Regions from separate parts of the Homo sapiens genome. Here region 1 is linked to region 2. A link is a loop called in an ENCODE intact Hi-C map of the cell type or tissue named here. Cell type or tissue: IMR-90. All regions are shown on one strand. Each heading gives the region's core, and the rest is flanking DNA. Links, peaks and the distances in the headings are about the cores only. Region 1 overlaps NCOA1 (nuclear receptor coactivator 1). Region 2 overlaps LOC105374329 (a long non-coding RNA gene).

The links. A loop is a pair of places that touch in the nucleus more often than their neighbours do. Peaks named below come from ENCODE experiments on the same cell type or tissue, not always from the same donor. Only the 100,000 strongest peaks of a DNase experiment are listed, where the experiment ranks them.
Region 1: it touches region 2 in a loop (4-fold over the local background); 5 of 110 quality-filtered maps call a loop at or near these places.

What each region holds. Positions count from the first base shown.
Region 1 is chr2:24,610,777-24,615,170 of GRCh38, reverse strand. All of the region lies in intron 3 of NCOA1 (nuclear receptor coactivator 1), which reads right to left. Among named protein-coding and RNA genes, the nearest start is that of NCOA1, 120 kb to the right of the region's middle. RefSeq lists an enhancer at 1,776-1,825. In IMR-90, for the core only: a CTCF peak has its summit at 1,945 (motif pointing left); a DNase peak (open chromatin) is centred at 1,910.
Region 2 is chr2:24,420,028-24,424,421 of GRCh38, reverse strand. The region is part of intron 2 of LOC105374329 (a long non-coding RNA gene); the gene reads right to left. Among named protein-coding and RNA genes, the nearest start is that of ITSN2, 62 kb to the right of the region's middle. In IMR-90, for the core only: a CTCF peak has its summit at 2,595 (motif pointing left); no DNase peak of the experiment used is centred there; H3K27me3 peaks cover 369 bases.

The DNA of each region.
Region 1 (4,394 bases), core at 213-4,212, 190 kb before region 2:
ATATTCTGTAATGTCACAAACCCTTTGGGAATCAATAAAATTAACTCTGTGAATCACCTGGAAGACTGTAAAGATGGTAGGTTAAGATTACATGCTCTGGAATCAGAATGACTACTTGGATTCAAATAACAATTCTGCTACCCACTAGCTATATAAACTTGAATAATTCAATTTCTCTGTGCTTTGATTTGCTAATCTCTAAAATGGGAATACAAGTGGTAGCTATAGGATTCTTGTGAATAATAAATGACAAGATATGTGAAGGACTTAGAATGGAGCCTAGCATATAACAATATTAATACTAACAGCTAGAATTAGTGCATGCTTACAATATATGTTACCTTATTTTCAATAAACACTAGCTGTTATTATTTAATTATCTAAGTTTACATGAAGAAATAACTTTTTCTATGTCAGTGGTTCTCAGACTTGCAGTGCATCAGAATTATCTAGGAGGCTTTTAAACATACCCACAGGCCCTGCACCCTAGAGATTCTGACATGTAGGTGTGGTTGGGCTTTAGAAACTATTCTTTTGAAAATTTTCCAAGAGGATTCCCACTGCCTGAGATATGAGAATATGCTGGGCTAGAGATCTTAAAACATTTCTATTTTAAACGTCTGATATAAAGAATGAAAATGGGCTAGGTGCAATGACTCATACCTGTAATCCCAGCACTTTGCAAGGCCGAGGCAGGCAGATCACTTGAGCCCAGGAGTTCAAGAGTAGCCTGAACAACATGACAAAACCCTGTCTCTCCAAACAAAACAAAACAAAAACAAAAAAGTAGCCAGGTGTGGTGGTGTATACCTATAGTCCCAGCTACACAGGAGGTTGAGGTGGGAGGATCCCCTGACCCCAGGTGGTTGAGGCTGCATGCAGTCAGCTGTGATCACACCACTGTACTCCAGCCTGGATAACAGAATGAAACCCCATAGCAAAAAAAAAAAAAAAAAAAAAAAAAAAAAAAAGAATGGAAATGAATCGATACAATAGGCAGAAAAGCAAGTAATAAAGCTTCCAGATACTCCTGGGGCATATATGAATCCTAGTAACCTAGGGTTGGAAAGGATTGAGAAAAAAGTTTAGGCCTCTGAAAGTCAGGTAAGACACTATCAGACAAAGACAGGGCCCAAGAAGGACAATAACACCAGGAAAAGGGTAAATTCAAACATTAAAAACACCTTCAAAGGCAAACATCAAAGAAAACCTCTTGGCCTTAGCAAAGACATCATGAGGATTTGGTGCCTGAATCATCTATGCTATGTGAATACTCCTAAAACTCAAAAGTCGGGGTGCAGCAGGACCTTCTCTGCTTCACACCCAGGCAGATCTCCAGGTAACTGGAGCACCCATTCACCGGGATCAGCAGGCTAAGCCAGCCCACTCTCCCCATGCCAAGACCATGGTAAAGCAGGGCACTCTCTGCCCCATTCCCGGGCATAGCTTCAGGCAGTCAGAGGACCCATTTGCATGGATTGCTAGCCTGAGACACCCCATCCTTCCTGTGTAGAGATTGTGGTACAGCAGGGCCCTCTGTACGCAGCACCCAGGCAGATCTCCAGGTACCTGGAGTACCCACTCTCCTGGATTAAGAGTTCAGGCCTCCACCCCTGCCTGTGTAGAGAACTTGGGGCCAAGGAGGTTTGCCAGCTCCATGCCTAGGACCACCTCTGGGTGCTTGGTGGCTGCCCATTGGCTTCTCCCTCAGTGTTAGTGATTGTGCCTGCCATCAGGGGACTGTAGGTGGCCTGGCCCCACTCATCTTGCTTCCCACTCCCCTGGGGCTGAGCAAGTAGCTCAGACCACTGTGCACTCCACGTATCAGCCCAATGCCTGAGGCAACAGAGAGCTTCTTCCTGTAAACAAGTATCAAGTGTATACCTAGTCACACTGGCTACAGCTGGCTAAGTGATCTTACCCGTAAGCGCCATCTACTGGCTTGTAGGTTGAACCCTACAGCCCAATATAAAATCTGCCCAAAGAAGTACATAGGCTATAGAAGCAAAGCCAAAAGATGCTACCCAGCATTCTCTACAATCATATCCCCTAGGGAGTTGGGGAATGGAAAGGGAAAGAAAAAAAAAATATTACAGGGACAGGAACAAAAAAAGAAAAAAATCCTACCTGCATGAAAATAATTACAAAAATCAAAAGTGCCAGTGTCTCCAGATGAGAAGGAACCAGTGCAAGAATTCTGGCCAAACGAAAAATCTGATCGTAGTGACACCACTCAATAATCACACTAGCTCTCCAGCAATGGCCCCTAACCAAAATGGAAACTCAGATATGACAGATAAAGAATTCAAAGCATGAATTACAAGGAAGCTCACTGGGATCCAAAAAAAGGTTGAAAATCAACACAAAGAAACTTCTAAATCATTCTAAGAAATGAAGGAAGCGGTAAATACTTTAAAAAGAAGTCAATCAGAACTTCTGGAATTGAAAACTCACTTAAGGAATTTCAAAATATTAGGGAAAGCTTTATCAATAGACTGGACCAAGCAGAAGAAAGAATTTCAGAGCTTGAAGACTGCCCTTTTGAACTGATCTAGTCAGACAAAAATAAAGAAAAAAGAATTCAAAAAAAAGGAACAAAGTCTTTAAGAAATATGGGATTATGTAAAGCAACCAAATTTACTAATTGCTGGCATTCCTGAGATGGAGAAAAAGCAAACAACCTGGAAAACACATTTGAGGGAATAATTCAAGAAAATTTCCCGAATCTTGCAAGAGAGGTAGACATTCAGATACAAGAAATTCAGAGAACACCTGTGAGATACTACACAAAACAAACATCAATAAGAAATATAATCACAAAACGATTCAAGGTCAAAGCTAATGAAAAAGTCTTAAAGGTAGTCAGAGAAAAAGGTCAGAGGAAATCCCATCAGGCTAGCAGTGGACTTCTCAGCAGAAACTGTATAAGATTGGGGGCCTATTTTCAGCATTCTTAAAGTAATTCCAACCAAGAATTTAATATCCTGCCAAACTAAGCTTCATAAGCAAAGAAGAAATAAAATCTTTTCCAGACAAGCAAGTGCTAGAGAATTCGTTACCACTAGACCAGCCTTAAAAGAGATCTTTAAGGGAATTCTAAACGTGGAAATGAAAGAAAAATAACCTTCTACCACAAAAACACAATTAAGCACACAGCTCACAGACCCTATAAAGCAACCACACAATAGAAACTACAGTGACTAGCTAACAACTTCACAATAGGATCAAAACCTCACATATCAATATTAACTGTGAATGTAAACGGTTTAAATGCCCCACTTAAAAGGCACAGAGATGAATTGGATTAAAAAAAAAAGACTCATCTATCTGTTGCCTTCAAGAGACCCATCCCGCACATAACAATACCCACGGGCTCAAAGTAAAGGGTTGGAGAAAGATCTATCATGTAAATGAAAAATAAAAAGGAGCAGGGGTTGCAAGTCTTACATCATATAAAACAGACTTTAAAATAACAGTAAAAAAAGAACAAAGAAGGACATTACATTACAATAAAGGGTTCAATTCAACAAAAAGACTTAACTATCCTAAATATAAACCCACTGGAGCACCAACTTCATAAAACAAAAAAGGGAATGCTTATACATTTTTAGTGGGAATGTAAATTACTTCACCCACTATGGGAAACGGTATGGAGGTTTCTCAAATAACTTACAACAGAACTACCATTTGGCCCAGCAAACTCAATACTAGGTACATATCCAAAAGAATATAAATTGTTATGCCAAAAAGACACATGTACTCTTACGTTCACTGCAGCACTCTTTACAATAGCAAAAACATGAAGTCAACCTAGATGCCCAACAGTAGATCAGACAAATTAAATGTGGTACACGTATACCACGAAATATTATGCAGCTGTAAAAGAAAATAAAATCATGCCACTTGCGACAACGTGGATGTAGGCCATTATTCTAAGCAAATTAACAAGGGAACAGAAAACCAAATACTGCATGTTCTCATTTATGAGTGGGAACTAAACACTGGGCACTCATGGACATAAAGATGGCAACAATAGACACTGGGACTAACAGAGCAGGGAGGGAGAGATGGGAGCAAGGGTTAAAAAATTAACTGTTGGGTACTATGCTCACTACCTGGGTGACAGGGTCATTCACACCCCAAACCTCAGCATCACACAATATACCCATGTAACAAACCTGTACATGTACTCCCTGAATCTAAAATAAAAGTTAAAAAATTTTTTAAAAGGGGAGAATTTCAAGTTAAAACCTATGTTCATAGACCCCTAACTCCAAGCACATAGTAGAAGGAAATAAAAAATCTTCCCTGGAGGAATGCACTGTGAACTCAAGTCTAAAGAGTTCCACAGTTACACAGGGTTCCAGTTAAAAAAAAGAAGTTCATGATTCAAA
Region 2 (4,394 bases), core at 318-4,317:
ACTCCCTGTTGTCTTACATCCCCACATGGTGGTTAATTTTATGTGCCGGCTTGGGTGGGCCATGGTGCTCAGATATTTTGTCAAACATTATTCTGGATGTTTTATGTGCAGGTGTTTTTTGAATGAGATTAACATTTAAATCCGTGAACTTTGGCCAGGTGCGGTGACTCACGCCTGTAATCCCAGCACTTTGGGAGGCCAAGACAGGCAGATCATTTGAGGTCAGGAGTTCAAGACCAGGCTGGCCAACATGGTGAAACCCTGTCTCTACTGAAAATGCAAAAATTAGCTGGGCGTGGTGGCAGACACCTGTAATTCCAGCTACCCAAGACGTTGAGGCATAATCGCTTGAATCCGGGAGGCAGAGGTTGCAGTGAGCCAAGGTTGTGCCACTGCACTCTAGCCTGGGGAACAGACTGAAACTCCATCTCAAAAAAAGAGAGAGAGAGAGAGAGAGAGAGAGAAGGCAGGAAAGGGGCAGAGAGAGCAAAAGAAGAGATGCAAAGGCTTCCATTCCATTGATTTTTCTCTTGATTGTCTAGCTCAGCACTGTCCAATAGAAATAGAATGCAAGCCATATATATAATTTTTAATTCCCTAATATCACATTAAAAAGGTATAAAAAGAATAAATAAAATCAATGTTAATAATGCATTTTATTAATGTGTTTTATTTAACCTAATATATTTAAAATATTGTCATTTCAACATACGGCACCAGCTACATTTCAAGTGCCCAATAGCTGCACATAGGTAGTGGGTACCGTATTGAAGAGCTCAACTCAATATCCCAGAACTCATTTCCTACAGCCCCCAGGGCCTCCCAGCACCCTGCTCTCTGATCACAGATTCCAATCACATTTCCCTCCATGATCCAGGGTTTCCCTGCCACACACACTCAACTCTCCCAACCAGATAGGAGAAATTTTACTGGCTTTTTTCATCTTATTTTTTCTCTGGCTCTAAACCAATATCTGACCTTTGGCAATGTGCTTCATTTCACCTGCTCTGGTGAGAGGTAGTGAGATTTTTTTTCCTCTTTCCCTGTTTCATCTTTGTCTGTCTGGCATTTGGCATACGGCCTGGCACATGTCACTGCCTCACAGGTGAGTGACTTTGGGGCATTTAAACAGGAGGGAGGTTCGGAAGACCCGGTGAGGGTAAAATCATGAAGATCAGGCTGTTTATACCAGGTGCCTTGATGAGCTACATCTTCACCTTTGGGATAAGTGCTCAAAGCCTTCAGGCTTTCCCCCTTGAGCTGGCTTCCCATGGGCAATGGTCAGGCCAGCTGTATGGCACAGAGCCTCCCACAAAGCTGGACTCAGCAATGTCTGAAAAACCCAACTGAATCGACTTCAGGCAGAAGAGACTAGCCAACTGTGGGGCCTGAGCTGAGACTCGGGCAGGAATACCTACTGGAAATTGGCCCAGGGAGGGAGCCACGCAGCTCTCTGAGTGAAGAGTGTTCTGTGCAGCAGGGGGACGTGTTTCTGCAGTTGGAGGAGCAGCTCGCTTAGAGGGAATATCGTCCTGGATATGGCCATGGCAGCAGCCATCTCACCAGGCCGGTTCCACACTATGGTTCTGAGAGTTGTTACTGGAAGCTCAGCTGAGAGCCTGTTCTTCCAGCCCTTCCAATGCTTATATGAGCTACTTAATAAATCCCTTTCTGCCTAAGCTAGTTAGTATAAACTTTATTGTTGAAACCAAGAATCTGACCCAACGTAATTAATTATAGTATCAGTCTTAGGGTTTTCCTTTATACTGTTAAGTGCACTTATATCTCTGTTATCTGAGGCAAGGGTCTGGGGAAATGGGCATGGTTACCAATGGGAATATAAATTGGTAAAATGTCTGGAAGGGTATGTTGGTAGTATTTATTTAAATTATAAAGGCACTTACCTTTTTAACCAGTATTCTAATTATAGGCATTTGTTCTGCAGATACACTTGCATATATAGAAGCTGAGTTATGTACAGTTGCAGCATTGTGTGTGAGAACAAAATATTTTAAATCACCTGAAAGCAACAAGAAGAAACTTTATCTTGATGAAATGACTAAGCTGCTTTTACCTGGAACTTTAATATATGTGAAGGAAGGCTGTCTTCTATGGTGATAATCCAATTAAGGTAAGAAGGAGATCCAAACCAATAGCTAGAGATTGCATATTGCAGGCACAGCTGGCAGGACTCAAACTGTCCAACACAAGTGGATACTCTGGGATGCAAAACCAAAATATCTGGCTTAGAACAAGCTTTTGTGCAGGCCAGTTATTGAGGCTCCCTTGGACCCCATTTGAGACCACAAAGGGGCAGGGGCACCAGGGTGAGGAAAGACTCTTGGCACCGTGATGACACAGCGTGGAGGGACAGCTATCAGTCATAAGCAGCCCTGCAGATGCTAGCCTCTCTCTGTAGAAGAGCAAAGGGTAAACCAGCTCACACAAGCACACATATGAATCCCTGCTGGGATCATGGGGACTCAGGTAGGGGTTTGCCACTCTGCTCTGGTGCCTCCCATAGCAAAGAGGCTGTCTAGGAGGCAGGGGCTCTAGGAGACGCTATTCATGTTGTATTCCACGTCAATGGCGCCCCCTGGAGAGAAGACAATTTGGATGTTGCCCATTGGAAATAGTGTGTGTCAACCCTGCAGGAAAAGTGCCCTCATTCAAAGGTGAGAAGTAACTAAAAGAGAAACAGCACACAAATCTTTAGGAAAATACAAGAAGGAGAAAGGAGGAAATCAATAGGGAAACAACTGGCAGGTAAAGAATACAGAAACATCTTGCCTCAAAACTGGTGAAAATCATGACCAAATACAGTAGTCCCCTGCCCTTATCCACAGAGGATACGTTCCAAGACCCCCAGTGGATGCCCAAAACCACATTTAGTACCAAACCCTATATACTATGTTTTTTTCCTATATGTGCTTTTTTTTTTTTTTTTCCTGAGGCAGAGTCTCACTTTGTTGCCCAGGCTGGAGTGCAGTGGCGTGAACTCTGCTCACTGTAACCTCCACTTCCTGGGTTCAAGCCATTCTCCTGCCTCATCCTCCCAAGTAGCTGGGACTACAGGCATGCACCACCATGCCCGGCTAATATTTGTACTTTTAGTAGAGAGGGGGTTTCACCGTGTTGGTCAGGCTGGTCTTAAACACCTGGGCTCAAGTGATTCACTCGCCTCAGCCTCCCAAAGTGCTGGGATTACAGGTGTGAGCCACCGTGCCTGGCCCCCTATATGTGCATGTCTATTTGATAAAGTTTAATTTCTAAATTAGGCACAGTAAGGCTGGGCTCAGTGGCTCACACCTGTAATCCCAGCACTTTGGGAGGTTAAGGCAGGAGGATCACTCAAGCTCAGGAGTTCCAGAGTAGCCTGGGAAACATAGCAAAACTTTGCCTCTACAAAAAGTAATATTAGTCAGCATTGTGGTGCATGCGTGTAGTCCAAGCTGCTTGGGAGGCTGAGATGGGAGAATCACTTAAGCCCAGGAGGTTGAGGCTGCAGTAAGCCATCATGGAGCCTCTGCACTCCAGCTTAGGTGACAGAATAAGACCCCATCTCAAAAAATAATTATCATCATGAAAAATTAGGCACAGTAAGAAATTAATGACAATAACTACTAATAAAATAGGACAAATTAAATAAAGTAATATAATGAAAGTTATGTGAATATGATTTCTCTCTCTGCATTGCACCTATTTTTGGACCCTGGTAACTGAAATTGAGAAAAGTAAAACTGTGAGACTACCATAAATCTCCATAAACTCTAGGAACTAAAGTAAAAATAATCTCTATATAACAAGCACTCAAAGCAGAGATACAAGAGTTCAAGGAAAAAAATGACAAAGCAACTGAAGATGAAAAATGAGCTGGCACTAATGTTTTCTTTGAGGTAGAATTACATAAAGTCTTAGATGTACAGTCTGATGGATTTTTTTTTTCAAGTAACCATACCCATGTAACTACCACTCTGCTACAGATATGGAACATTCTCCGCATCCAAGAAGACTCCTTCCTGCCCCCTTCCAGTCAAAAGTAATTGCTGTTTTGATCTCTATCATCCACCATAAATTAGTTTTGCCTATTGTTGAATGTCCTATAAATGAAAACATATAGTAGATGTTCTTCTATGTCCAGGTTCTTTCACTTTACCTTATGCCTGTGACAGTCATCTACATAGTTGTGGATAGCAGTAGTTCATTCTTTTTCAATATTGTGTGGTATTCCATTATATGACTATGCCACAATATATTAATGCATGAATTTTCGAGTTGTTTCCGTTTGTGTTATGAATAAAGCTGCAATGAACATCCTTGTGCATGTCTTTTGGTGAATATAAGCATTCATTTTCATTAGGAATATACAAAGGAGTGGAATTTTTAGGTCATAG